Linked DNA regions of Homo sapiens: region 1 is linked to region 2. Evidence: read pairs that join two places in POLR2A ChIA-PET (ENCODE). Cell type or tissue: OCI-LY7. All regions are shown on one strand. Links, peaks and the distances in the headings refer to the core of each region. The heading gives the core; the rest is flanking DNA.

What was found. ChIA-PET counts read pairs that join two places held together with the same protein. Peaks named below come from ENCODE experiments on the same cell type or tissue, not always from the same donor. Only the 100,000 strongest peaks of a DNase experiment are listed, where the experiment ranks them.
Region 1: POLR2A ChIA-PET joins it to region 2 with 6 read pairs; 1 of 35 experiments calls an interaction of 5 or more read pairs at or near these places.

What each region holds. Positions count from the first base shown.
Region 1 is chr19:47,764,288-47,767,189 of GRCh38, reverse strand. It overlaps NOP53-AS1 (NOP53 antisense RNA 1), which reads left to right. Exons shown (of 3, transcript NR_132382.1): 2 at 371-449. Among named protein-coding and RNA genes, the nearest start is that of NOP53-AS1, 3.1 kb to the left of the region's middle. RefSeq lists silencers at 1-2, 744-1,038. In OCI-LY7, for the core only: CTCF peaks have their summits at 934 and 1,138 (motif pointing left); a DNase peak (open chromatin) is centred at 1,109.
Region 2 is chr19:48,814,653-48,817,554 of GRCh38, reverse strand. It overlaps HSD17B14 (hydroxysteroid 17-beta dehydrogenase 14), which reads left to right. Exons shown (of 9, transcript NM_016246.3): 6 at 2,414-2,518. Among named protein-coding and RNA genes, the nearest start is that of BCAT2, 5.1 kb to the right of the region's middle. In OCI-LY7, for the core only: no CTCF peak of the experiment used is centred there; a DNase peak (open chromatin) is centred at 1,454.

The sequences.
Region 1 (2,902 bases), core at 168-2,667, 1.1 Mb after region 2:
GAGGGGCTTGAGGACAAAGGGGCAGGAACCCAGTGGGCCAGGGAGAGGGGCCCAAGGCTGATGTGCCAACAAGAGGAGGGGTGAGGCGGCCAGACTTGAACGCCAGACTCAAGGTTTGGATGGACTCCCGCCAGTGACAGGGGCAGAAGCGAAGCCTGGGGAAAGCAGCTGAGATGGGGGAGGGGACATCAGGGCATGTTTCAGGTAAGTTCTGCTCATAAGTGTCTGAAGCCGAGTTGTGACTGGCTTAAGCACTTCGCTCGTGTAATGGAAAAGCCTAAGGGAGGGCTTCAGGCACAGCTGGATCCAGATGTTCTGACGTCATCTCCCTGAGTCTGTCTCCCTCTATCTCTCGTCTCTCCTTCCTTAGGTTCCCTACTACCTCTGGTGACTCACAGGACTGGAAGCCCAGAACCTCTATGTGGAATCCTAGACCACCACAGCTTTGGGTATGTGACACCCTGAAATTCTGTCCCTGGAGGGGGAAACATTCCTTCAGCCCCTAGGGGTTCTAGGTAAGGTCCCAGACTGGCAATGGGAGAAAAGACAGGTGGGTGGTTGTTAGGGGTGAAGCCTGACACCCTTGCTCACTGAAAAGCGGCAAGGGTTTGACAGATCTGTCTCAGCAACTTCTCGCCCTGCCCCCACCATGGCAGACACATGGCCCTAATGGCCAGGGACCCCTGTCCGCCTCCAGGCCCACTGCCAGAATCCACACCCTTCCCTCCTGCTCACCCTCTACCTTAAACCCCCCGTCTCCCACTCTCCAGGTCAGGAACCCCTGCTGGCTCCCGCTCCCCAACTCCAGTGGGCCGCAGTCCCGGTCAGGGCCAGTGTGGAGGCCTTTGTAACCAGTGTGAGCCACTCAAGTCTCACCAACTGACCCCCAAGCCACAGCCCCTAGACCTCCAGAAGGCCCCCTGGACAGACCTAGGAAGCGGTCTCCATGGACCTGCTCCTGCCCATTCAGAAAGCAGCACTAACCCGCTGGCCCTCCCAGGGTCTAGCTGTCACCCTGCCTGCTGCAGTGTGACCCCTTGAGGGATCCTGAGCAGGAGTGACAGGAGAGCTAGGGCCGCTTGGGACCTCCCAGACTGTCTGGTTCCTGGCACAGGCTCAAGGCGCCTCCTGGCGGCCACTGTCTCCCACGTCCAGATTCTCCTTGAACTTGGGCGGCCCTGCATTTGATGGTCACACAGGATCAGGGAGTGGGGGCATTATTGATCACGCAGGACCATGGTGGTGCTATGAGGTTGCTCCCAGCCCTGAACACCCCCTCCCCGGGCAGTTCTCAGCAATGGATACCCTGCCCCGGCCTCCTGGCTGACCCTCCTAGGGTGCCTTCCAGCCTTGTGTGGGCAGGCTGGGGAGTAGCTCATCCGCAGCCCCGATTCTCTCCCACACCCTCCCCGCCACCTCTGCTCAGTGCCCTGTGCTGGTCCCCACCCCCCACCTTTTTCTCCTTCCCCCAGACCTCCCTGCCTTTCACCTGTCACCTTTGGTCTACGTGCAACTCCTACCCAGTCCCACTGCCTCAAATGCCACAAACCCACACGCTGACCACACATCTCTCCCTGCCAGGTCCCCAGAGCTCTGGTTCCTGTGTCCGCCAGCTCAGCAACATCGCCGTTCACAAGCCAAACGGGAAGCTCAGGCCTAATCCAGCCAAAGCCTCATCTGAATTTCTCTGCCCCAAAACCTACTCTCACTTGAGTTGTGTCTACCCATTAACATGGATTTTTTTTTTTCTTTTTTCTTTTTTGAGACAGAGTCTCGCTCTGTCCCCCAGGCTGGAGTGCAGTGGTGGGATCTCAGCTCACTGCAACCTCTGCCTCCCGCGTTCAAGTGATTCTCCTGCCTCAGCCTCCTGAGCAGCTGGGATTACGGGCGCCCACCACCACGTCCAGCTAATTTTTGTATTTTTAATAGAGGCAGGGTTTCACCATGTTGGCCAGGAGTCCTCTGACCTCAAGTGATCCACCCCCCTCAGCCTCCCAAAGTGCTGGGATTACAGGCGTGAGCGTGAGCCACCACGCCCAGCCTTTTTTTAAAAAAAAAAAAAAAATAGAGACAGGAGTCTGAGCAAGATGGCTCATGCCTTTAATTCGGTCCTTGGGAGGCTGAGGCAAGAGGATCACTTGAGTCTAGGAGTTTGAGACCAGCCTGGGCAACATGGGGAGACCCCATCTCCACTAAAATAACAAAAATTAGCCAGGCATAATGGCATGCACCTGTGGTCCCAGCTACTTGGGGGGCTGAGGTGGGGGGATCACCAGAGCCTGGGGAGGTGGAGCTTGCAGTGAACCATGATCGCACCACTGCACTCCAGCCTGGGCAACAGAGCAAGACCCTGTCTCCAAAAAAAAAAAAAAAAAAAAAAAAAAAAAAAACTGTAATGCATGATTGTCTCTAGCACCTAAATAGAAACCACTCCAGGTATCTTACAGGGAATTGAGTGCTTACAAAATCATGGGAAGCTGGCCGGGCGCGGTGGCTCACACCTGTAATCCCAGCATTTTGGGAGGCCGAGGCGGGCGGATCACGAGGTCAGGAAATCGAGACCATCCTGGCTAACACAGTAAAACCCTGTCTCTACTAAAAAAAATTGAAAAAATTAGCCGGGCACGGTGGCGGGCGCCTGTGGTCCCAGCTACTCGGGAGGCTGAGGCAGAATGGCGTGAACCAGGGAAGCAGAGCTTGCAGTGAGCTGAGATCACGCCACTGCACTCCAGCCTGGGTGACAGAGCAAGACTCCGTCTCAAAAAAAAAAAAAATCATGGGAAGCGGAAGCAGCAGCTCTAGGCCAAGCCCTCAGAAATGACACCCAGGACAGCACTGAACTGACCCAGCAGGGGCACTGCTGTCTCCAGTTCCGCTGCTGGAACTGCTCGGTTCAAGGACG
Region 2 (2,902 bases), core at 107-2,606:
GAAAAGACATCTGAAAGAGGGAAGGGGACCCAGGGGTGTGGGAACTGCAGTTTTATTTTATTATTTTATTTTTTGGGGCCAGGCGTGGTGGCTGACGCCTGTAATCCCAGCACTTTGGGAGGCCGAAGCAGGCAGATTACTTGACCTCAGGAGTTCAAGACCAGCCTGGCTAACATGGTGAAACCCCATCTCTACTAAAAAATACAAAAATTAGCCAGGCATGGTGACACATGCCTGTAGTCCCAGCTACTCAGGAGACTGAGGCAGGAGAAGGGCTTGAACCTGGGGGGAGGAGGTTGCAGTGAGCCAAGATGACATCACTGCACTCCAGCCTGGGCAACAGAGTGAGACTCTGTCTCAAAAAATAAAACAAAAAATATTTTTTTGTTGTTAAAAAAAATAAAGACAGGCCAGGCACAGTGGCTCAAGCCTGGAATCCCAGCACTTTGGGAGGCCGAGCCAGGCAGATCATGTGAGATCAGGAGTTCGAGACCAGCCTGGCTAATATAGTGAAACCCTGTCTCCACTAAAAAAAAAAAAAAAAAAAAAAAATTATCCTGGTGTGGGGGCACATGCCTGTAGTCCCAGCTACTCGGGAAGCCGAGGCAGGAGAATTGCTTGAACCTGGGAAGTGGAGGTTGCAATGAGCTGAGATTGCACCACTGCATTCCAGCCTAGACAACAGAGTGATACCCTATCTGAAAGAAAGAGAGAGAGAGAGAGAAAGAAAAGAAAGAAAGAAAGAAAGAAAGAAAGAAAGAAAGAAAGAAAGAAAAAGGGTCTTGCTAAGCTGCCCATGCTGGCCTCAAACACCTGGGTTCAAGCAATCCTCCCTCCTCGGCTTCCCAAAGTGCAAGGATTACAGGTGTGAGCTAGTGATCCTGGCTTGCAGCTTTAAACAGTATAGCCAGGGAAGACCTCACTGAGGAGGTGACCTCGGATCAGGGTTTGAGGGAGCTGAGGGAGTGTTTACCCAGGAAAGTCCCCGTTTAGCATTGACACTGTGGACTGAAAATACCATGTCCCCAAAAACCCTTCAGTCCTGGGCAAACTGGGATGGCTGGCCACCCTAAGAGTGGGTCATGTGGCTCTCTTAGGAAAAGGCACTCCAGGCAGAGGGAACAGCAAGTTCAAAGGCCCTGAGGTTTGAACACGCAGGGTGTGTCGAAGATACAGCACGGAAAAGGGTGGAGGTCGTTTGGGAGGGGAGCAGAAATGGCTTGAAAGAGTTGGTGGGGGGAACCGGGCAGGGAGCTCATTTAGATTCCCACTCGGAGAGCCTGCTAGGGGTGCTGCCTTGTACCAATTAGTCTTAAGTGGCAGGGACAGGCCTTGCCTGGCCAGCTCAGCTTTCTAAGGCAAGCGAGATCAAAGATAGAATTTGAGTTTATCCAAGGTCATGTGTAGTCAACGAACACACACGCACACACACAGAGAGAGTATTTAGGGACTTCCCAGGTGGCCAGGGAGTTGAATTGCAGGAGAAACGGTGGCAGGAAACAGTGCATTTCTTTTTTTTTTTTTTTTTTTTTCTGAAACGGAGTCTTGCTCTGTTGCCCAGGCTCGAGTGCAGTAGCGCAATCTTGGCTCACTGCAACCTCCACCTCCCGGGTTCAAGTAGTTCTCCTGCCTCAGCCTCCCAAGTAGCTGAGATTACAGGAATGCACCACCATGCCTGGCTAATTTTGTATTTTTAGTAGAGATGGGGTTTCATCATGTTGGCCAGGCTGGTCTCAAAATTCTGACCTCAGATGATCCACCCACCTCAGCCTCCCAAAGTGCTGGGATTACAGGTGTGAGACACTGTGCCTGGTCTAGAGTGCCTTTCATGAAGGCCTCATAGAAACCATCTCCCCCTCCATGGATAAAAGAACTTCCTGGCTGGGTGTGATGCCTCGTGCCTGTAATCCCAACACTTTGGGAGGCCGAGCGGGGAGGATTGCTTGAGCCCAGGAGTTCGAGGCTGCAGTGAGCTATGATCGTGCCACTGCAGTCCAGCCTGGGCCACAGAGACTTCACCGGAAAATAACTTCATCCCATTTTTGAAAAATATGCAGCCTTCTGGATCTCTCATCCATTTTCCTGTCTTGATATGGACAGGAATTTGAGTAACATACAAAGACCAAGGGAGAAGGGACAGAGGTAGAGACAAAGACAGAGTCAGAGACCGAGGAGAAGAGAGAGAAATCCCTTCCCACCAAGGAGAGACTCCTTGAGTGCTGAGACCCAGCGACCCCAGGGCAAACCAGAGAGGGTGTTATGTTAGATGCCGTCTCTAGCAGTCACTGAGATCAACTAGAAACATGCCAGGGAGGTGGCCGTCATCCCAGACATCAGGATGGCTGTGGCTGTGTTTCAGTGGTCTGCGAAGATGCAGGGCTTGTGTAGCTTACTTGGCCTCTTGTCTCCCTAGCTCGCCCTCCCCTACCTGCGGAAGAGTCAAGGGAATGTCATCAACATCTCCAGCCTGGTGGGGGCAATCGGCCAGGCCCAGGCAGTTCCCTATGTGGCCACCAAGGTATGGCAGCCCCTACCCCTTCCTTCCCTCCCTACTCCTTCCCATGGGCCTTGGCTTTGAGTCCAGACAACTTAGGAGCCAGACCTAGCAAGATCTTGGCCCTAGAAAGTCTCACACCTAACTCCCAGATGCAGCACCCAGGCATAACTGCCTGTGACAGATTTCTGTTTTTTCTTTTCTTTTCTTTTTTTTTTTTTAAAGATGGAGTCTCGCTCTGTCACCAGGCTGGAGTTCAGTGGTGCAATCTCAGCTGCAACCTCTGCCTCCTGGGTTCAAGGGATTCTCCTGACTCAGCCTCCCGAGTAGCTGGGACTACAGGCGCATGCCACCGCACCCAGCTAATTTTTTTTGTATTTTTTAGTAGAGACGGGGTTTCACCATGTT